3 separate regions of the Homo sapiens genome follow, and regions 1 and 2 are each linked to region 3. The links are chromatin loops, found by intact Hi-C in ENCODE. Cell type or tissue: endothelial cell of umbilical vein. All regions are shown on one strand.

Region 1 (8,000 bases), 72 kb before region 3:
AATCTGCTCTCTGTCTCTATGGATTGCCTGTTCTGGATATTTCATGTAAGTGGAATCCTACGATATATAATCTTTGTGTCTGCTTCTCCCACTCAGCATCATGTGTTCAAGGCTCATCCATGCTGTAGCGCATGCCAGTGCTTCCTTTCTTCTTATGGCTCAGTGCTGTTCCATTGCCTGGATGGACCACATTTTGTTGATCCATTCACTGGCTAGGGGTCATTTGGGTTGTTTCCACCTTTTGGCTATTGTGAATAGTGCTCTATGAACAATTGTGGGTAAGTTTTCATTTGAATATTTGCATTTATTTATTTGTTTATTTATCTATCTATCTATTTATGTTTTGGAGACAGAGTCTCCCTCTGTTCCCCAGGCTGGAATTCAGTGGCGCAATCTCGGCTCACTGCAACCTCTGCCTCCCGGGTTCAAGCGATTCTCCTGCCTCAGCCCCCCGAGTAGCTGGGATTACAGGAGTGCGCCATCACGCCTGGCTAATTTTTGTATTTTCGGTAGAGAAGGGGTTTTGTCACGTTGGCCAGGCTGGTCTCGAACTCCTGACCTCAGTCAGGACCTCAACTCCTGATTCCCCTGCCTTGGCCTCCCAAAGTGCTGGGATTACAGGTGTGAGCCACCGCGCCTGGCCTGAACCTTTGTTTTCAATTGTTTGGGGTACATACTTAGGAATGGAACTGCTAGGTTCTGCAGTAACTCTGTGTTTAGCTTGTCAAAGAACCGCCACACTATTTTCCTCAGTGACTGCCCATTTTACATTTTCACCAGCAGTGCACCAGGGCTCCAATTTTTTACATCCTTGCCAACCAACACTTGTTATTTTCTGTTAAAAAAAAAAGTTTGCGCCGGGCACAGTGGCTCACGCCTGTAATCCCAGCACTCTGGGAGGCCAAGCGGGGTGGATTGCCTGAGGTCAGGAGTTCGAGACCAGCTTGACCAATATGGTGAAGCCCCGTCTTTACTAAAAATACAAAAATTAGCTGGGCGTGGTAGCGTGTGCCTGTAGTCCCAGCTACTTGGGAGGCTGAGGCAGGAGAATTTGCTTGACCCTGGGAGATGGAGATTGCAGTGAGCCGAGATTGTGCCACTGCACTCCAGCCTGGGCAACAGAGCAACACTCTGTCTCAAAATAATAGTAACAATAATAATGTTTGCCATCCCAGTGGGTGTGCCTAGCTCCATCTTTTAGATGAGATGGGGTGAGTTCAGGGTCCATATGGCCATAGACTAGATCCATCTTATACTTCTCTCCCCTTCCTTCTTGCTACTCTGGACTTTCATATCCCCAAATTGCCCCTCCGTCCTACCATGGACCTTGGCTTACGCAGTGCCTTCCTCCTTCCCATCCTCCCACTGGGTTCTGTCCACTTGTACCCCAAGGCTACCTCAGATCCTCCTCTGACAATGATCTGTCCCCCAGCCTTCCTTTCACAGCTCCGAATTTGGTTGTAATTTTACATTTCCTTTTGCAATTACTGATTAATGTCCATCTTCTTGACCTGACTACAGCCTTCCCCTAGGAAGGGACCATTCTGCTTTTGCCACCCACTGTGTCCCCAGCACTTAGCACAGTCCCTGGTAGAGACTTTGGGGAGTGCAGTGACACAATCATAGCTACTGCAGCCTTGACCTCCGGGGCTCATAACATCTTCCCCCCTCAGCCTCCCAAGTAGCTGGGACTACAGGAACACACGACCATGCTTGGTTAATTTATTTTTATTTTAATTTTTTTGTAGAGATGGAGTCTCACTATGTTGCCCAGACTGGTCTGGTACTCCTAACCTCAAGCAGTCCTCCTGCCTCAACCTCCCAAAGCACTGGGATTACAGGCCTGAGCCACCGCACCCAGCCCCAGTTCTAAGATGTTAACCACATGTAAGCCTCGGGGAGAATCTCAGGCCCTGGCCCACTTCAATAAATATTTGGTGAATTAATGCATAAGCAATGAATGAGATCCAAGTGTGGATCCTATGACCTTATGAATTTTCCTTTTCTTTTTTTCACTGATCAGTGGCACTAGCAGGCCTCAATAAGTTAGGAACTAAAAAACCTGCTTCAGGCTGGGCACTGTGGCTCATGCCTGTAATCCTAGCACTTTGGGAATCCAAGGTGGGTGGATCACCTGAGGTCAAGAGTTCAAGACCAGCCTGGCCAACATGGTGAAATCTCATCTCTACTAAAAATACAAAAATTAGCTGGGCGTGATGGTGGGCACCTGTAGTCCCAGCTACTCAGGAGGCTGAGGCAGGAGAATCACTTGAACCCGGGAGATGGAGGTTGCAGTGAGCCGAGATTGCACCATTGCACTCCAGCCTGGGCGACAGAGCAAAAACTCTGTCTCAAAAACAAAAAAACCTGCTTCAGCCATAAGGAATTTGGAAACGGATGGCATTCTAATTGCAGAATTAATACTCACTAATGTCTCCCTCTGGAACCAGGGTGAATCTGGCACCGGATTCTGAGTCTTGCTTGGGAATTGTGTTGATTCTGCCTTGCAGTGCTGCTGAAACTCTAGGAACCTTGAAATATATTTGCTTGGTGTAAACATGACCTCAGCGTGACAGGATGATCCTTGTGTTTGCCAAGCCATTAATTTTTATGTGATAACGACGACCACAACAAACTGCTTTTCGCCCACATTTTGAGTTGTTCTTAAGGTCAGGTCTGTGGGATTGTGTGAGACAAAAACCTTATAAACTAGAATGTAGCGGTGAGTTCTCTGTGTTTACAGCCCTGCTCCTACACACGGCTCCAAAGAGCTGAAAATAGAGGATTAAAAATTCATGCAGCTACTTTCTTCCAAGGAACTCCAAATGCTTCTGACAATCTTTATCCTGCAAAGTCATGAGTGGTCAGATGCCCATCCCAAGGACAGGGAAACAGAGGCCCAGAGATAATGACGGGACTTTGCCAGGCCCCTCTACCCCTGCTAATGGAGCAACAGGCTCAGATGAAGAGCCCCTCCCACCTATGTTTCTAGCCCATGCACTCTCCATTAGCCTGATTAAGACAATTGATTTATTCATTCTTAGTGGTTGAGATGGAAAAAAAAAAAAGAAACCAACATGCCATTTGTGTGATATAAATATCTCTGGAAAAAGCTAAAAAACATTGTGTCATACATATTTTCTTAATACCACAGTCAATCACATGTGTCTGTCCAAGTGCCATAGTCCATCAACCCAAGAGTGGGGGATGGGGGTGTTTGGGGGTGGGGATAATGGAGGGGACAGACTCAGCAGAGTCTCAGCTCCAGAATCCTCAGCCACTGCATGGCAAATGTTGCCACTGACTAAAGCTATGCTGGCTGTTCATTTTCCATTACCTATTGCCTTTGAAGAACCTTCTAGAAGTCTTAGAAACTTGATGTTGGGCAGAAAAATGATAGGCAGGGATGCAAAGGTGCTGGGACACCCACTCAACCGGCCAGTTCCCAAAGAAAAAGATGGAGGTTGTCACTTTCTCACTCAGTGTGCCCCATGGACTCACAGAAGGATTTAGATCACAGCGTGGTTCCTCTTCCTCCAACCCTACACCCCCATCATCAAAGAGCCTTTAATCCTGATGATTCACCTGTTAGGAATTTAGCCCAAGGAAATAATTAAAGACATATAAAAAGATTTAGTTACAGGATGTTCGTCATGACATGTAGATTACGGTGAAAGATTAGAAGCAACCTCCATGTCCAACCAACCAAAGGTGATGGCTATGTAAGTTGTGGAGTTCCTCCTTTAAAATTCTGCTCAGATCTCCAAAGAAAAAAGACTGGAAGGAAATTAACCAAGAGAATCACAGAGTTTGTTTTGAGTCTGGAAATATGAGTAAATTTTTTTTTTCCTGGAGTAAGTCCTTGTTTTGGATGTTCTATTCAAAACCAACTTAAATTTGGCTCCAATTGGAAACTTTATGACATCAGGAGGATTGAGATATCATAAAAGGAACAGGAAGGGGCACTCCATGAGGGAACCACATGTAAAGGTCTGAAGGGAAGTCGGGGCAGAGAGGAAACAGCCTCGCTGGAATGGAGGATTTCCACTGCTGTGTGCTGGGATGCATGTCAGAGAGATTTGTAGGCTGTGCACAGACTGTGTATTTTTTGAAAGCCAAGGAGAGGAAGGCACATTAGATATGATAGGCAACTGGGAGCCAGTATAGATTCTTGAACAAGAAAAGACAAATCCAGTTCCAAGGGAGACTAAGAAGAGACAGTCCAAGAAGAGAAAGTGCAGGGGACGAATCTGGTGGTGTCATAATTCTTTTATGGAAGGATCTGACTTTATTGGTTTTAGGGGTAAATGTTTCTGGAGAATCCTAGAACTCTAAATCTGCAAGAAATCTTGAGGTTGCTCTCGTTTTAGGGATAGAACAACCGCAGTCCAAAGAGTTACATCTTCCAGTCATAAGGCAAAATGGCAGCCAAGTTGGTACTGATCACTATCAGTCCTTATTCCTACCCGAGACCAGCTTGTCTCTCTGTTGCCTTCCATCCCAATTCTAAGATTTTTTTTATTTTTCCAGAGACAGGGTCTTGCTTTGTCACACAGGCTGGAGTGCATGGGCACAATCATAGCTCACTGCAGCCTTGAAGTCCTGGGCTCGTGGCATCCTCCCACCTCAGCCTCCCAAGTAGCTGGGACTACAGGAACACATAACCATGCCTGGCTAATTCATTTTATTTTATTTTTATAATTTTGTAGGGACAGAGTCTCACTCTGTTGCCTAGGCTGGTCTGAAACTCCTTGCCTCAAGCAGTCCTCCTGCCTCAACCTCCCAAAGCACTGGGATTACAGTCCTGAGCCGCTGCACCTGGCCCCAATTCTAAGATGTTAACCACATGTAAGCCTTCCAGGAGAACCTCAGACCCTGGTCCACTTCCTGGAGTCCCACCTAAAACTCCATTTTTCCATTCATTTATTTATTCATGTAACACTGAGACCCGAACATTCAAAGACAGACATGCTAATAGTTAGGGTGGAGTGGAAGGGAGATAATGATGGCACACAGTAGGTGTTCAATAAATATTTGTGGAAAGAAAGAGTCAAGGAGGGAAGAAGAGTCCCTGCCCTCAAATAGCTCAAAATGTAATTTGAGAACAGACACAAGTGTTTATATGGGATGCAAGCCGTGCTTTCAGAGGGATATGAGCCCAGGTTCTGCAGGCCCAGGCAAGACACTTCACAGAACCAAACAAAAAAAGTTGACTTTCAACTTCTTTTATTTATTATTATTATGATTTGAGACAGAGTCTTGCTCTGTTACCCAGGCTGGAGTACAGTGCCACGATCTTGGCTCACTGCAACCTCTGCCTCCTGCGTTCAAACTATCCTCCCACCTCAGCCTCCATGTAGCTGGGATTACAGGTGTGCACCATGACACCCGGCTAATTTTTGTATTTTTAGTTGTGGCAGGGGTTTCACCATGTTGGCCAGGCTGGTGTCGAACTCCTGACCTCAAGTGATCTGCCTGCTTCGGCCTCCCAAAGTGCTGGGATTACAGGCATGAGCCACCGTGCCTGGCCCCAACTTCTTTTATAAAAAAGTATTTAACTCAACTAACATTTATGGAGCCCCTACCATGGGCCGGATTGGGGATTAAAATTTCTGCTTTTTCCCCATGGGTTATGCATTAAATCCAAAATGGGTAGGCGATCCCTAGAGAAAAGACAGAGAAGGAGAAAGGAAGAAGGAGGAAAAAATACAAAGTCGTCAGGCTCCCAGAAAAAACAGATGATGCTAGTTTCTCTGAACAATTTTGGACTTCTTTTTCCAACTCCAGCCACCTCATTTGCTTTTCCTTTTGCCCATGGACTCCAAGGTCCGTGGCTCTGGTCTACGGGGGAAGGGCCAGGCATGAGCTACATGGAATCAGACACCCAGAGGCCTCCTCTCCATCTCCCTTTTCCAGTTATTCAGCGTCCTCAGGCCATTTCAATTTTACGTTGCCAAGTGAACATAAATCAAGGGGCCGCCCAGTCTCCTAAAGAAACACTGTGGGACTTCGCAGAGCCTTTCCCAGGGTGTGCACCGGGAAAGAAGGAGAAAGAGGACTAAGCAGAAAGTTACATGTGGCTCCTTTAATCACCAGGTAGAAAGAGAGAGGAGAAAGTTCAAACAGAGCCCCTGCAAGCGGCGCCGGGAAGCCAGCTCTGAGCTCCACTGTTCAAGCAACTGCTGTTGGCATCACAGAGGTTTGTCTTGGCCCAAACCCGTCCCGGGAAACACAGAGACGCTCATGCACTTGGAATTCGCTCCCTTAATGATTCACTCAGCAACTCGGCACAATTACAAAAAGAAGGTGAAAGAAAGGAAGGGAGAAAAGAAGAAAAGAAAAAGAGAGAAGGAAGGAAGGAAGGAAGAGAGGGAGGGAGGGAGGGAAAGAGGGAAGGGATAGAGGGGAGGGACTGAGGGAGGGAGGGAAAGAAAGAGAGGAAGGGAGGGAAAGAAGGAAGGAAAAGAAAGGGAGAAAGGAGAGAGAAGGATGGAAGGAGAAAGAAAGAAAAAGAAAAGAAAGAAAGAGAGAAAGAAAAGGAAGAAGGAAAGAAAGAGGGAGGGAGGAAGGAAGGGAAGGAAAGAGAGAAAAAGAACAAAAGAGAAGGAAGGAAGAAAGAAAAGAGAGAAAGAGAAAGAAAGGAAAAATCGCCACACCACTGGCTGAAGGTGCCCTCTCCCAAATTCCTGGGGCATGACTCAAGTTGGGGCCGGGGATGGGGAGCAAGAGACAAATTTTCTGAGAGCTCCCATGAGGGGACGCTACCAGCTGTGAGCTGATTGCAAGTGAGAACAAAGCAGCAGCGATCTGCAAAGGTCTAACTCAAATGCTGTCTGTTGCACTCCACGAGCTTTGGAGAGAGGTACTAGATAAAACAATGAAGTAAGGGGTGTTGCCAAATAGTCGCCTTACGTTGAGTGCTCATCATATGCCAATGGTGTATCCACATGTTCCATCTCTTATCTCGCAGAGTCCTCACAGCAAACCCAGGAGCAGGGTCTTCAGCCCCATTGCACAGGTGACAGAGCTGAGACCTGACCCATTCCTAACCTGCCCAAGGACACACAGCTAAATAGCCAGGGGGTTCCGAATGTGAAGTTAGGTCTCCTGTGACTCTGTGATATGCCCTTGACCACTCTGCCCTCCAGCCTTCATTTACGGCTCAATTCCCAAATGCCACCACCAGGAATTTGACATATACCCGTAACCTCCCCAATGACATGGAAAAACTGAGCAGCCATTCACTCAATCATGGAAAATTTAAGACCCAAGGCGCGTCCTTCCCAGCTCGGTTACTGAGATGCTCAGCAGCCCTCGGTGCTAGTAAGAAGGGCACACTGGGGCGAAATGCCACTCGATGAACAGGAGCCCTAACATGAAGTCCTCGGACCCTTGCACAGGTAGAATTCAGGGGTCCATAAATTTAACCCGGGAAAAAAATGACATCTTTATTTGCACTAACTTCTCTTTTTTTTTTTTTTTTTTTGAGACAGTTTCACTCTTTGCCCAGGCCAGAGTGCAATGGCACGATCTCAGCTCATTGCAACCTCCACCTCCCAGGTTCAAGTGATTCTCCTGCCTCAGCCTCCCAAGTAGCTGGGATTACAGGTGCGTGCTACCACACCTGGCTAATTTTTGTATTTTTAGTAGAGATGGGGTTTCATCATGTTGGCCAGGCTGGTCTCGAAGTCCTGACCTCAGGTGATCCACCCATCTCAGCTTCCCAAAGTGCTGGGATTACAGACATGAGCCACCGTGCCTGGCTTTGCACTAACTTCTGATCAAATGGCAACATTGTCTTCTATTAGGAATGTAAGTGACAAACTGCCGTGGTATCAGCAGTACCTGTGACTTTGGCACCCATACAAATCACAGATGTGTGTGTATCACCATCAATTGCTGCAGATATATCAAAATATTGTTGTGCTCCTTACTCCTTGGAAGTTACAGTAGTAGATAGACCAGGGTTAGATCTTGCTACTTAGTGGATAATAAATAAG
Region 2 (8,000 bases), 140 kb before region 3:
CCTCTCTACTCCTACACCCAAGGGGATATTTGGTGATGTCTGGAGACAGTGCTTGTTGTTACAGCTTAGGGGGAGGGGGTGCTACTGGCATTTTGTGGATAGAGGCCAAGGATGCTGCTAAACATCCTACAGGGCAGCCTCCCAACACCAAGAATCATCCAGCCCAAATACCAATGATGATGGCCAGGAGCAGTGGCTCATGCCTGTAATCCCAGCACTTTGGGAGGCCAAGGTGGGCAGATCACTTGAGGTCAGGAGTTCAGGACCAGCCTGGCCAACATGGCAAAACCCTGTCTCTACAAAAATACAAAAATTAGCTGGTTGTAGTGATGGACACCTGCAATCCCAGCTACTCTGGAGGCTGAGACAGGAGAATTGCTTGAACCCGGGAGGTGGAGGTTGCAGTGAGCCGAGATTGTGCCACTGCACTCCAGTCTGGGCAACAGAACGAGACTCCATCTCAAAAAAGAAAAGAAAAAAAATCAGTGATGCTGAAGTTGAGAAATCCTGATATAAAGTGCCTGGCAAACAGTCGGTGACTTAGGTGATGATAATGAAAAAGGATGTGGGAAAAAGAATGTTGTAAGTGTATTCAATAAACCTTAGCTACAATTAGTAGATCCAAGATCATGGATAGCTGCTTCCCTGAATGCCTCAAAGTATTCTAAGGCTCCAAACAAGCTCAGCTAGACAATGTCATGATTGATTAGTGATGTCTGCCATGGGCACAGCAGGGGGAAGAGGCAATGTGAGTGCAGTGTATTTTCTGACCCTGGACTGTATGATGTCTAGCATCTGTTTCTCCTCTGACATTCTGTGATCCTATTGCTGTGATTCTGTGAGTCTATCTTCAAAGTTCTGGAGTCAGCATTATTTACAGAATATTTAAGCAGCTCAGGCTCCTGCAGGTTTGCTTGGCAGGGCAGGCTGGTGAGCTGAGATCCAGGAAGACAGCGCCCACTCCATGCAAGGTAAAATAGACAGTTGCTGACAGGATGTGATGTGGGTGACATGGAAACTCCCCCACTGACCCCTCAAATCTTCCTCATCTCTCATGAGCTAAATGTTTAACTGTCAGAGTCACTCCATTGGGTTAAAACATCATCTGCAGGAGACCTTTGTTTAAATGCACAATATTACCTGGAAGGGATAAGCATGCAATCCATTCCAATGTGTTAATCCGCTAAACTAGTTGTAGCTCAGCAGAATAGAATTGAGAGGAAATGGGACAAAGGAGAGCGGTATTTTTGAGGGCGAGAGAGGAGGTTGGGGGGCGGGGAAGTATGGATTACAGAGCCAACGTCACTATATTGCACAACTCCAGGAGATGCTATTCACACTGGAACAGGGTGACCAAGTCACCCTGGGACTTCATTGTTTTAAAACTGAAGATCCTATGTCCCAGATGCTCCCTTTGTCTCAGACAAACCAGGAGAGTTGGTCACCCTAACTCTAGGCCGCATGGCACAGGATGAGCTTTGTAGTCCTAGCTGTCAGTTACCCCTCATGGTGTTGCCTGAAGTCTCTTTCTGGATATCTTTCTCCCCTGCTTATGACTCCTCTATGGCTCCCCAGGGCCCACTGAACTGGATTGAAACACCTCTCTACAGTGCCTAAGTTGGCCTGAGTCTTGCTTCCTGATCCACCTCCCTCTAGCTGTGAGTCACCCCAATTAGTCACCATGCCTGAGACCCACCATGCACTTTCCTATGCCCTTTGGGTTGGAAAAAGAGCTTTTCTAGAGAGGAAACCCACTCTTGGAGTGTGCTCAACTTGTGCCAGTAGTGAAGGAGTTAATTTGCCTAGGGTTTGTATTGTCAGACTCACCAGATGTTGCTGCCAGTGAGTTGGGGCTCAGATATGACTACCACTTGGTGTCAGGAGGGACACCATTTGTTCCAGAGAGCCCCAGGCACCCGTTCAGGGAAGGGCAAAGCCACCAGACACATGGAACCACCCTAAAAGAAAATAAAGACTCCCTTCCTTCCTTTACTCTTTATTTTTAAATTTTATTTTTAAAAAAGTATTTTTCTATGTAGAGAGAGATCTCACTATGTTGCCCAGGCTGGTCTAAAACTCCTGGACTCAAGCGATCCTCCCACTTTGTCCTCCCAAGTTCCGGATTACAGGCATGAGCCCACCATGCCCAGCCTACTCTTTAAACTTTTCAAAGCAGCTTCACATACATGCCTCAACAGATCCCCTCCATATCTCTGAGCAACAGGTAAGATGAATGTCGTGCCCATTTGACAGGTGGGAAAACTGAGGTGCCGATCAGAGAGTCTTATCCTCAATAAAGAAAGGTTTCTGGATGGGGAAGAGCAGGCACAGGGGTATTTCATGTCTCATAGCAAGTTGGTGGCTGAAATGGAACTAAGCAAAGTCTTCTGACCTATTTTCTATGAGGTTTTCATTCATTTGTTTTTCAGATATTCATTAAATGCTTATATGTCAGACACTGTGGTCATCTCATAATAATGATTATAGCTAGAGTTGTCTCTACAATCCTACACTTTCTACCTACAAGTCCCATTGCTAAATTATTTACGTGCCCTCTCTCATTTCAATGCGCGACAGCCACCCTTTGAGGTATGATTACTATTACTATCCCCAGACACAAGTAAGGACACTGAGCTTGCCCAAGGTCACTTAGCTCCTGAGCGGGTGCTGGGGTGTAAGGACTTCAAGCCTGTGCTCCTTTACTGCTTTGCTGAGGCTTGTTATCTGCACTGGGGTGGCCTACCCTCTTGAAGCTTACTCTTTTTTTTGAGACAGAGAATCTTGCTCTGTTGACCAGGCTAGAGTGCAGTGGTACACGGCTCACTACCATCTCCACCTCCTGGTTCAAGCGATTCTCCTGCCTCAGCCTCCCGAGTAGCTGGGATTACAGGTGTGCACCACCATGCCTGGCTAATTTTTGTATTTTTAGTAGAGATGGAGTTTTTCCATGTTGGCCAGGCTGGTCTCAAACTCCTGACCTCAGATGATCTGCCCGCCTTGGCCTCCCAAAGTGCTGAAGCTTACATTCTTATAAGGAGATAAATATACCAGTTTTCTGAGGTCTGGCCTTCACCTCTAAGACCCTCCAAGCTATTCCTTCCCAATAAGGAATATTCCAAATAGGAGAGAAAGGATGCAGACGTTGATTAAGCCCCTTCCATGGGCCAGGCACACGCATATCCATTTTCCATACCACCTAGCAAATTGGCTACAGAGGGTACTGAAGAAATCAAGGCTCATTGGGTTGACATGGTTGTTCAAAGCTGGCATACTTGGTTTTCAGGGAGTGGAGACCTGGCCTTGGATGGTGATGCCATCTGACTTGCCTTTTCTGCCAGCCAGCTCTGGCTCTCCTGGAGGACAAGTGACGGGGGAAGAGTTTGCCATGAGTCTTTAGGTCACGTAACTACGGAAGCAGTTCTCTTGAGGCTTGATACGTGATCTTTATACAAACCCTCCTCGGGACAGGAGCCAGAAAGTCACTCTCCCACCCATTTTGGGACAAGGGAGGTGGGGGGAGGACCCAAGACCGGATCCCGGCAGAGTCCCGCTGCCCACGACAGGCAGCAGGTGGCGCCATGGCCCCGGTTTAACAAGGACACCGGGAAGGTGGAAAGGGTGGGTGGGTGGGGCGGGGTGGGGGGCGTGGGGGTTGCGGTTGGACTCCAGAAAGAAAAACTAGTGGAAAACAAGGCTTTAAAAGAAGAACAATTTGTTCCAAAACACTTGCCTTGTAACGGGGTCATCTATAAATTCTGGGATTTCCTGTTGGCCTCGGGGAGGGCAGGCAGGCCGGCCGGCGGGCAGGCCACTGTCTTCTCTGCAGTCTGGAAGAATCATTTCCAGCCCAGCTCACGAGCTCCAGCCTCCCCTGGCCCAGATTGGCTCTGAAATTTCCCAGCTTTCGTGCCCGTAAGCAGGATCCTGTGACAGCAGCGTCTCCTTGAGCGGTGCTCCAGTTTCCACTGGGTTGGGAGGAGGCGTGAGATCATGGTCATTTTTTAAAGGAGAGGCTGTCTTCGTGATCTCCCTGTTCCGTCTCCACCATCGGACTTGTTCCAAAACAATCAAAGACGTGGAAACAATAAAATGAAAGAGATGGAAGTAGCCCTTTTAAAAAGAAGACAGCTGTTCCTGTCAATACGGGGACGGAAAAGAGAAAAAGAGTTGGAAACAAATAATTTTTAAGCCCAGGACTGGCTACTTGGTTAACAGATGTGGCCTGACCTCGCTCTACCCAAATCACTTCATCATGGGCTCTGAGCGGCCAGGCGCGGTGGAGAGGGCAGGGAGCTTTGGAACCAGTCGTTCATGAGCTGTGTGACCTTGAACAAGCCATTTAATATCTTGGAACGTCCGTTTCCTCCTCCAATAAGTGGTGAACAGTAATTAATACCTGCTATGCCAGGAGGTTGTGAGGCTCATGGATGGCCTGTTTCAAAGACTCGTGTGTATCAGCAACGCAATGCAAACAAGGTCACGGTTCTCTCTTGACTGTCGTCCCCGTGCGGCCAACAGGCCATCCTCACGGGCAAAATGACAAGGAACAGCAGAACTCTAAAGGAAAGATTATCTTACAAACTCACGGTGATATCTTTACATGTCTCTGGAGGAAAAGTCACAGTGAAAATATTGCCAATCAGTCATGAAGATGGTTAGGATTATGTTTTCTCTTTACCCAGAGAGCCAAGGCCAGGAGTTTAACTGGGACCACATAAAGGAAGAAGCAGCGGCTTTGAGTCTGGCTTGGTTTGGGGTAAAGACTCCTGGCTCAGTCACAATGCAGTGGTGCCATTGAACGAGATGCGTATCTCCCTGGGTTTCAATTTCCTTATCTGTACAAGGGTGGTGGGCTGGGGGAGGTCAGGAATCATTAACTGAATGCCTATAGAGTCAGACATAAGATAAGGGAGTGAAGTGGGGGATGGGTCCGAGGGCGTGGTTGCCTCTCAGTCCCAGCTGCTCATGGCCTGGAAGGAATTGGGACAGTATTGCCAGATGTTTAAGAAGCCAGGAATCTGGAGTTTTATGAGACATGGTCCAAGCTGTAAAACAATGCAGGTCAGACAAAACAGGTCTGTGGGCTGCATCTGGTTCTCAGACCTCGGTGATTCCAGAACTTCATGGGATTACGTTCAGGAATCCCTGGAGACCCTGCCTCTCTCACTGTTCCATGATGAGACCCAAGTCCTTGCCTATATTCCATGTCCTTACCTCTCTGCCTTCAAAACCCTCTCCAGTGCCACTGATTCAGAGACCTCATTCCTGTCCCCTGCCCTCCATAAACCCAGGCAAAAATTCTTTCTTCTGTGCTCATACAGCACCACATATACACTCATAGAACTTAGGACAATTACCTATTAGCATGAATGTCTAGAGATGGGAGCCTGTATCTTTGTCATCTCCAGCACACTGCCTGGTACATAATAGGTATAAAAGAATGTATGAACCAACCTGAAGGTTTAATTGATTTTCTTGGTTTTAGTTTATTCTCAGTGACAATAGCTTTATTCTTTTCTAATTATATAATTCATGTTCATTGTAAAAACTTTCAAACAACCCAGAAAAAATAACTCTGATAACTTTGTTTTCTGGATGTGCTCAGTGTAAAAAACTTCATTAATACAGAAAAATAAAGGAAGAATTAAGTCACTGAAACTTATCACCATGTGTTTTTTCCTGTGTGTGTGTATGTATGTATATACATTTAAAATGATAAGACCATCTAATATATAAAATTTCATATTGTATTTCTTCTTTTTTTTGAGACAGAGTCTCACTCTGTCACCCAGGCTAGAGTACACAGGTGCGATCTTGGCTCACTGCAACCTCTGACTCCTGGGTCCAAGCAATTGTCCTGCCTCAGCCTCCCAAGTAGCTAGGATTACTGGCGCCTGCCACCACACTCAGCTAATTTTTTGTATTTTTATTAGAGACGGGGTTTCACCATGTTGCCCAGGCTGGTCTCGAGCTCCTGACCTCAGGTGATCTGCCCACCTTGTCCTCCCAAAGTGCTGGGTGCTGGTGGCTCACTCCCAAAGGGCATGAGCCACTGCATCCCGCCTGTATTTGTTTTCAACATTACATTTTAAGCATTTAAAAAAATTGTTTAAGGCCAGGTGTGGTGGCTTATGCTTGTAACCCCAGCACTTTGGGAGGCCAAGGCAGGTGGATCACTTGAGGTCAGGAGTTTGAGACCAGCCTGGCCAACATGCTAAAACCATATCTATACTGAAAATGCAAATATTAGACAAATGTGGCAGCACACGCCTGTAATCCCAGCTACTCGGGAGGCTGAGGTGGAAGAATCACTTGGACCCGGGAGGCAGAGGTTGCTGTGAGCTGAGATCACTCCACTGCACTCCAGCCTGGGTGACAGAGTGAGACTCCATCTCAAAAAATAAAAATAAAAATAAATAAACAAATAATTTATTTAATATTTTGGGAAAATTCATTTTATTGTCTGGATAATAATCCGTTATATAGGTATATTATAAATTATCTAATCACTGAATTGGAAATCCCTCATAGGGCCAAGCATATGGTAGGTACTCAATAACTATTTGCTGAATGAATTAATGAATGATTGAATGGATGGATGGATATATTGATGGATGCTGTCTTGATCATAAGTCAGTTGAACAGAGAAGGGCCATCCCCTTCCCCTTTTCTTTTTGCTAATATAAATAGCACTGCAATAAATTTCCTTGCACCTAGACATTTGATTATCTCTCTGATTATTTCTTTAGAAAAACTTCCTAAAAGTAGGTTTAATGGGTCAAAGGGTATGGCTTGAGACTCTTGGTACGAATTTCCAAATTGCTATTGAGAAAGGTTATACCAATTAATATTCCTATAAATACTATATTGGGGTCTTCCTTTCTGAACACTTTGCAAACTAAGTGAATTTTTTAATTAAAAAAAAACTTTGCTAATTTGGTATCTATTTATTTAAATTTGCATTTATTTGATTATTAGTAACTTTGAATCTTTTCCACATTATTGGCCATTTGTATGACTCTTGAAGATCTGCATTTCTGATGGTAGAAATTTTTTTACCTGCAGGGAATAAGGTTGGGCTAAAGACATTTTCAGCAGAAAGCTATTTTCCCAGTATCTTTTAGATTACAACAGGCTTCACCCTTGTCCATGAAAACAGTCACCAGCCCCTCCCTGGTCAGGTGCTGTGCTTGGTGCACACATCATCTTTCGACTACCCTACAAACTAGATACCACTTTAATTTAATTTGCAGTCTCAGATCTGTCTAACTCCAGCACGTTCATCCCTATGCTACATTGTCTCTCAGTTCTGAAGCTCATCCTGAAATGCAAAAGGCTCATGATCAGTAAGACCATTCATCCATCCATCCATCTCCCCACCAATCCATCCATCCATGCATACATGCATCCATCCATTCATCTGTCCATCCATCTATCCATCCACTCTTCCATCCATCTACCCTCTCAGCCATCTACCCATCCACCCATTTACCTATTCAACCATCCATCCATCCCTTCCATCCCTTCATCCATCCATCCATCCATCCATCCATCCATCCATCCATCCACCCACCCAGCCACCTATCCTCCTACCCATTCACTTATTTTCCTTTTCATCCATTTGTCCATCTACCCATCCAACCATCCTCCCACACATCCATCCATCCATCCATCCATCCATCCATCCATCCATCCATCCATCCACCTATCCATCCATCCACCCATCCACCTCTCCACCCCTCCAATCATTCACTCATTCATTCAGCAAACAACTACAGAGTACCTACCACATGCTTGTACCTGGTCTTGTTTTACTGTGAGGCTAAGCCTAGAGCAGTTCTGTGGTCTCTCTGCAGGGTGGTTCCTCCAGGGGCCAGTGGCATGTGGAGGGCATGCAAGGAGAGTCTGGAGATGGGACTCGGAATGTGGGCTCAGGATTCCTGGACAACCACTGTTGGAACCTTTAGCAGGAATTGCAACATATTTGGCCAGGGTTAGGG
Region 3 (8,000 bases):
TGTGCAAAGAGGCATTGGGGCTGTGGTAGAACTTGGGGCACCCTGTACAAGGACACGTGCAGATGTGGGCTCCCCGAGCTCGCCCCCACATCGGGCTTTCCAGTTGCTCTGCGGGAGGTCTGCGTGTCTAGATCTGGCCCTAAGCAGACAGACCCTAAAGTGAGAGCCACTGGGCAGTCCCCTCCTCCTCCCTGGGGGCCCGTCGATGCGTTTTCAGTTCCTGTGGCATCACCTCGAGCTTGGGGAGGGAGGTCTGCAAACCCAGTGTGCAGGGCTAAGCGGGGGCCCCAGGGGTTCTCATTAATTCTGGAGGATTCATGTCTGAGATGGGAAGAACCCAGGGCTCCACAGAAAGGAGGGTTTCGAAAGGCAGGGTGGGAAGACCAAGGGGCACAAGGCACCAGCATGGGAGTCGGGGGCGTGACTGAGGGAGAAGGAAGAAAACCAACTCCCAACAGCTTCAGGGAAACAGACGGACTCAGGGCCCCGGAGGTGGGGAGCCCAAGGCAGAACTTCCGGCACCGCCTGCCCACAGGCCTCAAATAGCGGCCTCCAGCCTCCAGCTCCATCTCAGTCCCAGCTTTCTTGACATTGATTCCCGACAGGACCACTGCAGGGAGCCGCACCCAGGTTCACCTTTAACCCCACCTCGTGTCCAAAAATGTCACTGGACCAAGTGAAGTCACGTGCACAGCCACAAGCCATTGACTGTGACCAGGGGCGTGGCTTCATCTCATTGGCCGGGTTTGGGTCACATGGCACCAGGGAGACAGTATAGAGGATAGGTGTAGCCCTGAGACCGAGGTGGGGATGGGGGTATGGGGGGTGGGGGGGCTGGGGGGATGGAGGGTATGGTGGGACTTTGATGCTTATTTCTGCCCTCATCATTCTTAGGTTTCCCACCAAAGGTACTCGCCCTTATTCATTATAACCTGCAGACCCAGGCCGGATTCTGTTCTGCAGCAGCCCCAATACTTAATCTAAACCTGGGTTTTTCAACCTCAGACCTACACAAAAATGACTGCAGGTGTGGCCAAATGTCCTGCAGGGGTAGCTGTGGGGGATGGGGGTTAAAACCACCCCTGGCTGAGAACCACTGGTCTAAACCATCTCTGCTCCTATTCCTTCCATCCACGTTCCTCCTGTTACTCTCATTTTCTTTCTTGCTAAAACCCTCCATGACTCCATATTATTATTATTAGATCACTTTAGGTCAGCAGTTCGAGACCAGCCTGGCTAACATGGTGAAACCCCACCTCTACTAAAAATACAAAAATTAGCTGGGCTGGCGGCAGGCGCCTGTAGTCCCAGCTACTTGGGAGGCTGAGGCAGGAGAATCCCTTGAACCCAGGAGATGGAGGTTGCAGTGAGCTGAGATCATGCCACTGCACTCCAGCCTAGGCGACAGGCAACAGAGTAAGACACTGTATCAAAAAAAAAAAAAGAAAGAACAAGAAGAACCTCCAGACCCAGTACCCCTGAATAAACCATCGCCCCTGTACCACCTCCAGCTCCTGGTCAGTCTGCTGAACTGGAGATAGGAGCCTCCAGTGGAGGGGCCCAGGGTGCTCTAGGCCCAGAGGAAAGTCTTGGGAGAGCCACTCAGATGGGAAGCAGGTCCCAGTGGGGGAGAAGGGCACCAAGTGGAGAAAGGGGGCAAAGTAGGTCCAGGCAGTGGGAAAGGTAGGTGCAAAAGCATAGTGGCATGACAGGGTGTGGCTTAGGGACACTAAGACCCACAGACTCGTAGTAATAACAACCTCTTAGCACTGGGCTAGGTGCTATGTTGCTTTCTCATGATCAACCTCACAACAGCCCCGTGAGATAGGGGCTAGGAAATTAGTTAATATATACACAAAGCACATGGCCAAATCCCTGGCACACAGAAAGCCCTATATAGGTGTTTGCTATGATATTCATGGTACTGCTACTACTACTACTACTAATAATAATAGGGAGCCATGGAGGGTTTTAGCAAGAGAGAAAATGAGAGTAACAGGGAGGAATGTGGATGGAAGGAGCAGGAGCAGAGATGGTTTAGACCAGTGGTTCTCAGCCAGGGGTGGTTTTAACCCCACCCCCCATCGCTACCCCCACAGGACATTTGGTCTGGAGTCATTTTTGCTGTGACCATGCGAGGGGAGTTGTTCGTGGTGGCATCTAATAGAGGCCAGAGATGCCACTAAACATCTTACAACACAGGACAGTCCCCCACAGCAAATAATCATCCAGCACTGAATGTCAATAGGACTGAGGCTGAAAAACCCAGATTTAGATTAAGTATGGGGGCTGTTGCGGAACAGAATATGGGTTGTCAAAAGGAGGCTCCAGGCAGAACAAGGGCCCTGGGGTGGCCAAAGATTGGAAGAGCCTACTCCCCTCCCTTCCCTCCTCCCGCCAAGTGAGCGCCTCTCCTCCCCATCTGCAGTGTGTGCTGAGGGTGGGGAGGATGGTAGCAGAGAAGGCATGGGTGGGGCTGGCAGGGAGAAGTGCTGGAAAGTCTACAGGCCCTGGCAGACTGGCCAGTGACCTTCTCTCCAGCTCCTGTATCACAGGCTCAACATATTCCTTGAATGGGGGTAGATATCCTGCGTCGGGGTCTGGTTTGCCTCGCGGAACACCCACCCTGGAAATAGGGACCCGTCGCCACTCAGCTTGCAGATCACAAAACCCCAGGGGCAGCTTTGCCCTTCTTCAGTCCTCAGAGTTCCAAATGTGATTTCCTTCAGTAACATAAGCACAGAGGGAAGGGAGGAGGAAAGTGAGTGGGGAAAGAGAGAAACAGCGAGTCAAAACCAGTGAGGACCACCAGGACAGAGCCTGGGAGGGACAGACAGACTCAGCAGGAGAATGAAATGTGGAGAAAGAAAAACACAGACTGAGACTGAGAAAGAGAGATCGAGACGAAGCTGGAGAGGGACAAACGGAGAGTGGTGGAGAAACAACGGAAAACCCACGTAAGAGAGAGCCAGACAGATTGAGAGTGGCAAGAAGAAACAGAAATGGAGAAGGAGCAAAAGAGAGAGAAAGGTTGACGGTGGACGGGCAGACTAAGAGTGTGAGCAAGGGACATCTTTCCTTGCAAACTCCATGGTCCGCTGCCCAGTAACTCTCCAAGGCTTTGCCATATTTCAGCCACGGAACTGGGGAATTGGGAAAGTTTTCTCATCACAGGTCCGGGACGAGTGAGCATTGTTCCCATTATTGCTGGCATTCTCTGCGAACTGGACATTAGCCAGCAGGAAATTCCTGGGACAAATCTTTCCACTCAGAGTTTTTTTAAAACTTTTATTTATTTATTTTAATTTTTTTTCTTTAGGGACAAAAGAAAAAAAAGATCAAGAGGCAAAAAGAAAAAGAAAAAAAGAAATGAACCACCTGATACAGGAAAAACATATCTAGCAACAGCCTCAGTTGGGCCAGGGGAGGCTGAGAAGCCACTGTGTCCGCTGCGCTTCATTCTTCCCCTGGAAGGATTTATGATCTCACACTGCCATGACATCACAATGCGTTGCCATGGGTCCCACTTTATTATCATAAACAAAACGCCGTTCCTTGGGCCACTGCCTGTCTGAGCAGGAGGGGAGAAAAAGCCTCTGGGTAATGTGTTTTCTTGGGAAGGCAGCTTGTTCGGAAGTCTGAAAAGCTGCAAAGATAGTTGTACATACAGTTCCCTCCCTGTAGCCTCTGGACAAGGTTTGGGACGGGAACAAGAAGGATGAAGTCAGCTCCCTGCAGGAGGATCTCCAGCTCCGCGTGTTCTCACTGCCAAAAAGCAGCTTCCCCGGGCCTCCCTCACTGCTCCAAACAATGTTTTTATTCATTCACCGAAAATGCATGGAGTACCTACTGTGTGCTAGACACTGACAGAGCTGGGGCAGGGATCAATGAAAAACGTGACGCCAGCCCCACCCCTTTCAGAATCTTTAATACTTAACAGCCCGCAAATAACATGAATGTGTAAAATTGTAATTTGGGTTAAGTCTGCTGAAGGAAGCAAACAGGAAGCTAGGATGAGAATGGAGGGAAGAGGCTATTTACATGAGCAATCTGGGAGGGCCTCTCTAAGGAGGTGACATTTTAGACCAGACTTGAAGGAGAAGTAGGAATTGGCTGTGAAGGGCAGAGGGAGGTGGCAGTAACTAAGGCAGGACCAGCCACACCAGGAAGAGTGACCGTCGGGATCTAAGTTCCCACCAGGGGCCTCTTCCCACGTATTTTATAGAATTCCTGGGTAGCTGACTCAGATGAGAGGGCTTATTATGAGGAATCATCGTTGTCATGAGTCTGAGCTGAGTAAAGCTTCCGCACCCTGCCACAACCATGCCAGAAAACCCTCATTTCCATTGCAGAACTGTCAGATCGGCACTGTGAAAACAAGTCAGCCAAGAGCAGAAATACCTGTAGGACGCAGAGGGGGCTCTCCCCAGCATAAGGCCATTTTGCAAGAAGCAAATAATGCTCTTAAGCAGCAGGAAGGAGAGAGGGAAGGGAGGGGAGAGAAGCCTTGGGGACAGATGTGGGGGCACTGCCTGTGGGTCAGGAGGCCAGGTGAAGGACAGGTGGGTAAGCCGTCCCCGCCCCTCCCAGGAGATGAACCATGAGGGAGTTAGGACTCTGGATATAGAAGAGAACGAGAGGCCAGGCATGTTGGCTCACACCTGTAATCCCAGCACTTTGGGAGTCTGAGGCAGCAGATCACCTGAGGTCAGGAGTTCAAGACCAGCCTGGCCAACATGGTGAAACCCCGTCTTTACTAAAAATACAAAAATTAGCCAGGCGTGGTGGCAAGTGCCTATAATCCCAGCCATTTGGGAGGCTGAGGCATGAGAATTGCTTGAACCTGGGAGGCTAAGGTTGCCTCCCATGTTCCAAGACCGCACCACTGCACTCCAGCCTGGGCAACAAGAGTGAGACTCTGTCTGAAAAAAAAAAAAAAGAAAAAGAATAGAACGAGAGCTTCTAGATCATCTGAACAATGATGGGGACACGGAGGCCCCAAGTAGAGAAGGAGCTGGCCTGAGGTGGTACGGGAAGTTAGGCGCAGAGCCCTTCCGCTCACTTGCTGTGTGACCTTGGGAAGCTCACTTCACATCTCTGAGCCCCTGTCCCCACTGTAACATGGGAAGAATGCATATAAGGCTCTTTACACTGCTGCAATATATAGAGAGGGTTGTTTTTTGACCCCTACTTCCTGGAGAACACGTTCATTAAACCATGCTGGCTTCCCATTTGTTAGTTCATTTCATACTCAGGGTGGCCCTGACAGGTAAACATGGCTGTCCATGCTTTACAGATAAAGAAACTGAGGCCAAGAGGGGTTGAGTAACACACTCAAGGTTCCACAGCCAGGTATAAGGGCCAGATCCCCACCCTACCTGCCTGACTTCAAATGGAGTCCGTGTTCCCGACAGAAGCTTGGCCTTGTCCTGGGATGCATGAATGTGTGTATGGATAATTGGTACTGACCCAGAGACACAGAGCTAGGATGGAGACAAGGCTGAAGAGATGAGAGACCCAGCTTGCTGGCCAACAGTGATGGTGTGCCAGAGGACAGAAGAGACGCCAGGATGTGGGAGAGAAGAGAGGACTCCAGTCTGCATGCTGAGTGATATGTCCAGATGCGTGAATCTTTTTTGAATCTTTTTTTTTTTTTGAGACAGAATCTCGCTCTGCCACCCAGGCTGGAGGGCAGTGGCATGATTTCGGCTCACTGCAACCTCCACCTCCATGGTTCAAGTGATTCTCCTGCCTCAGCCTCCCAAGTAGCTAGGATTACAGATGCATATCACCATGCCCGGCTAATTTTTGTATTTTTAGTAGAGATGGGATTTCACAATGTTGGCCATACTGGTCTTGAACTCCTGACCTTGTGATTCGCCCGCCTCGGCCTCTCAAAGTGCTGGGCTTACAGGCATGAGCCACGCTGCCCCATGATTCTAATTTTTATGTAAGATGCATATCTTAGGCTTTCAGATCAGAGTAAGGAAGACTCAGTAGGAACACCAGTAACTCAGCTAGAGCCAGCTGGGTGACAGAAAAAGCATCTGGATGAGAAATTAGGGGATGTGCAGGCCATTAGATCAGGAGCCAGGCATCTCAGATTCTAGAGAAGTGCTGGGTTTAATGTCTATTTATTCCTGGGCCAAGCACTTGACTGCCCTTGCTTTACAAGTCTCACCACATCCTATAAGGTGGTTGGTTGGTTGCTTTGTTTTGAGACCAAGTTTCACTCTGTCACCCAGGCTGGAGTGCAGTGGCACGATCTCAGCTCACTGCAACCTCCACCTCCCGGTTTCAGGCGATTCTCATGCCTCAGCCTCCTGAGTAGCTGGGATTACAGGCGCCCGCCACCATGCCCTGCTAATTCTTCAATTTTTAGTAGAGACAGGGTTTCACCTTGTTGGCCGGGCTGGTCTCAAACTCCTGACCTCAAGTGATCTGTTCGTTTTGACCTCCGAAAGTGCTGAGATTACAGATGTGAGCCACTGGGCCTGGCTCTATAAGGTGGGCATTGTATCCCACTTCATGGATGTCAGAACCGAGTCCCAGAAAGATTCCAGTCCTAGGCCAGGCATGGTGGCTTACACCTCTAGTTCCAGCATTTTAAGAGGCCAAGGCAGGAGGATAGCTTGAGACCAGGAGTTCAAGACCAGCCTGAGCAACATAGTAAGACTCCATCTCTACCAAAAAATAAATTAAAATAATTTTAATTTAAAAAATTAAAAACCAGCTGAGCATGGTGGTGTGCAGCTGTGGTCCTAGATATTCTGGAAGCTAAGGTGGGAGGATCTCTTGAGCTAGGGAGGCGAAGGCTACAGTGAGCCACGATAACATCACTGCACTCCAGCCTGGGCAACAAAGCAAGACCCCATGTCAAAAAACACGCAAAAAAACTCCAGTCCTAGCCATTTGCCTCGACATAGAGATACAATATTTCTCAGGCTTAATTTCCTCTAATTAAAAATAAAAGGATTAGTCTAAATCAGGGATCAGTAAACTTTTTTGTAAAGGGTGACACAGAAAATATTTTAAGTTTTGCACATCATATCATGTTTGTAGCAACTACTCAACTCCGCTGTTGTAAAAGTAGCCATAGGCCGGGCACGGTGGCTCATGCCTGTAATCCCAGCACTTTGGGAGGCCGAGGCAGGCGAATTACAAGGTCAGGAGTTCAAGACCTGCCTGGCCAACATGGTGAAACCCTGTCTCTACTAAAAATACAAAAATTAGGCATAGCGGCGCGTGCCTGTAATCTCAGCTATTCAGGAGGCTGAGGCAGGAGAATTGCTTGAACCGGGACTCAGGAGGCAGAGGTTGCAATGAGCTGTGATTGTGCCACTGCACTCCAGCCTGGGCTACAGAACGAGACTCTGTCTCAAAAAAAAAAAAAAAAAAAAAGCAGGCCGGGCGAGGTGGCTCACACCTGTAATCCCAGCACTTTGGGAGGCCGAGGTGGGTGGATCACGAGGTCATGAAATCAAGACCATCCTGGCTAACACGGTGAAACCCCGTCTCTACTAAAAATATAAAAAAATTAGCCGGGCATGCACGCGGGCGCCTGTAGCCCCAGCTACTCGGGAGGTTGAGGCAGGAGAATGGCATGAACCCGGGAGGCGGAGCTTGCAGCGAGCCGAGATCGCGCCACTGCACTCCAGCCTGGGAGACAGCGAGACTCCGTCTCAAAATAAAAAAAAAGAAGCAGCCATAGACAATATGTAAATGACAAACGAGTGTGAGTGTTCCAATAAAACTTTATTTACAAAACTGGTGGCGGCACTTCACCCCCACTAGGATGACTATAATCTAAACATCATAATAAGTGTTGGTGAAGATGTGGAGAAACCAGCTAGTAAGAATGTAAAATGGTCTGGGTGCAGTGGCTCAAACCTGTACATCCAGCACTTTGGGAGGCTGAGGCGGGTGGATCACTTGGTCACCAGTTTGAGACCAGCCTGGCCAGCATGGTGAAACCCTGTCTCTACTAAAAATACAAAAAT

The links. Peaks named below come from ENCODE experiments on the same cell type or tissue, not always from the same donor. Only the 100,000 strongest peaks of a DNase experiment are listed, where the experiment ranks them.
Region 1: it touches region 3 in a loop (6-fold over the local background); 14 of 110 quality-filtered maps call a loop at or near these places.
Region 2: it touches region 3 in a loop (9-fold over the local background); 24 of 110 quality-filtered maps call a loop at or near these places.

Annotation. Positions count from the first base shown.
Region 1 is chr12:116,523,809-116,531,808 of GRCh38, reverse strand. No RefSeq gene overlaps it. Among named protein-coding and RNA genes, the nearest start is that of LINC00173, 5.6 kb to the left of the region's middle. RefSeq lists an enhancer at 2,814-4,013. In endothelial cell of umbilical vein, no CTCF peak of the experiment used is centred here; DNase peaks (open chromatin) are centred at 3,618 and 6,198; H3K27ac peaks cover 1,494 bases.
Region 2 is chr12:116,595,398-116,603,397 of GRCh38, reverse strand. No RefSeq gene overlaps it. Among named protein-coding and RNA genes, the nearest start is that of MAP1LC3B2, 40 kb to the right of the region's middle. In endothelial cell of umbilical vein, a CTCF peak has its summit at 3,523 (motif pointing right); DNase peaks (open chromatin) are centred at 3,537 and 3,907; H3K4me3 peaks cover 303 bases; H3K27ac peaks cover 395 bases.
Region 3 is chr12:116,451,359-116,459,358 of GRCh38, reverse strand. No RefSeq gene overlaps it. Among named protein-coding and RNA genes, the nearest start is that of MIR4472-2, 27 kb to the right of the region's middle. RefSeq lists enhancers at 1,956-2,455, 4,176-4,714. In endothelial cell of umbilical vein, no CTCF peak of the experiment used is centred here; DNase peaks (open chromatin) are centred at 3,518 and 4,148; H3K4me3 peaks cover 206 bases; H3K27ac peaks cover 2,305 bases.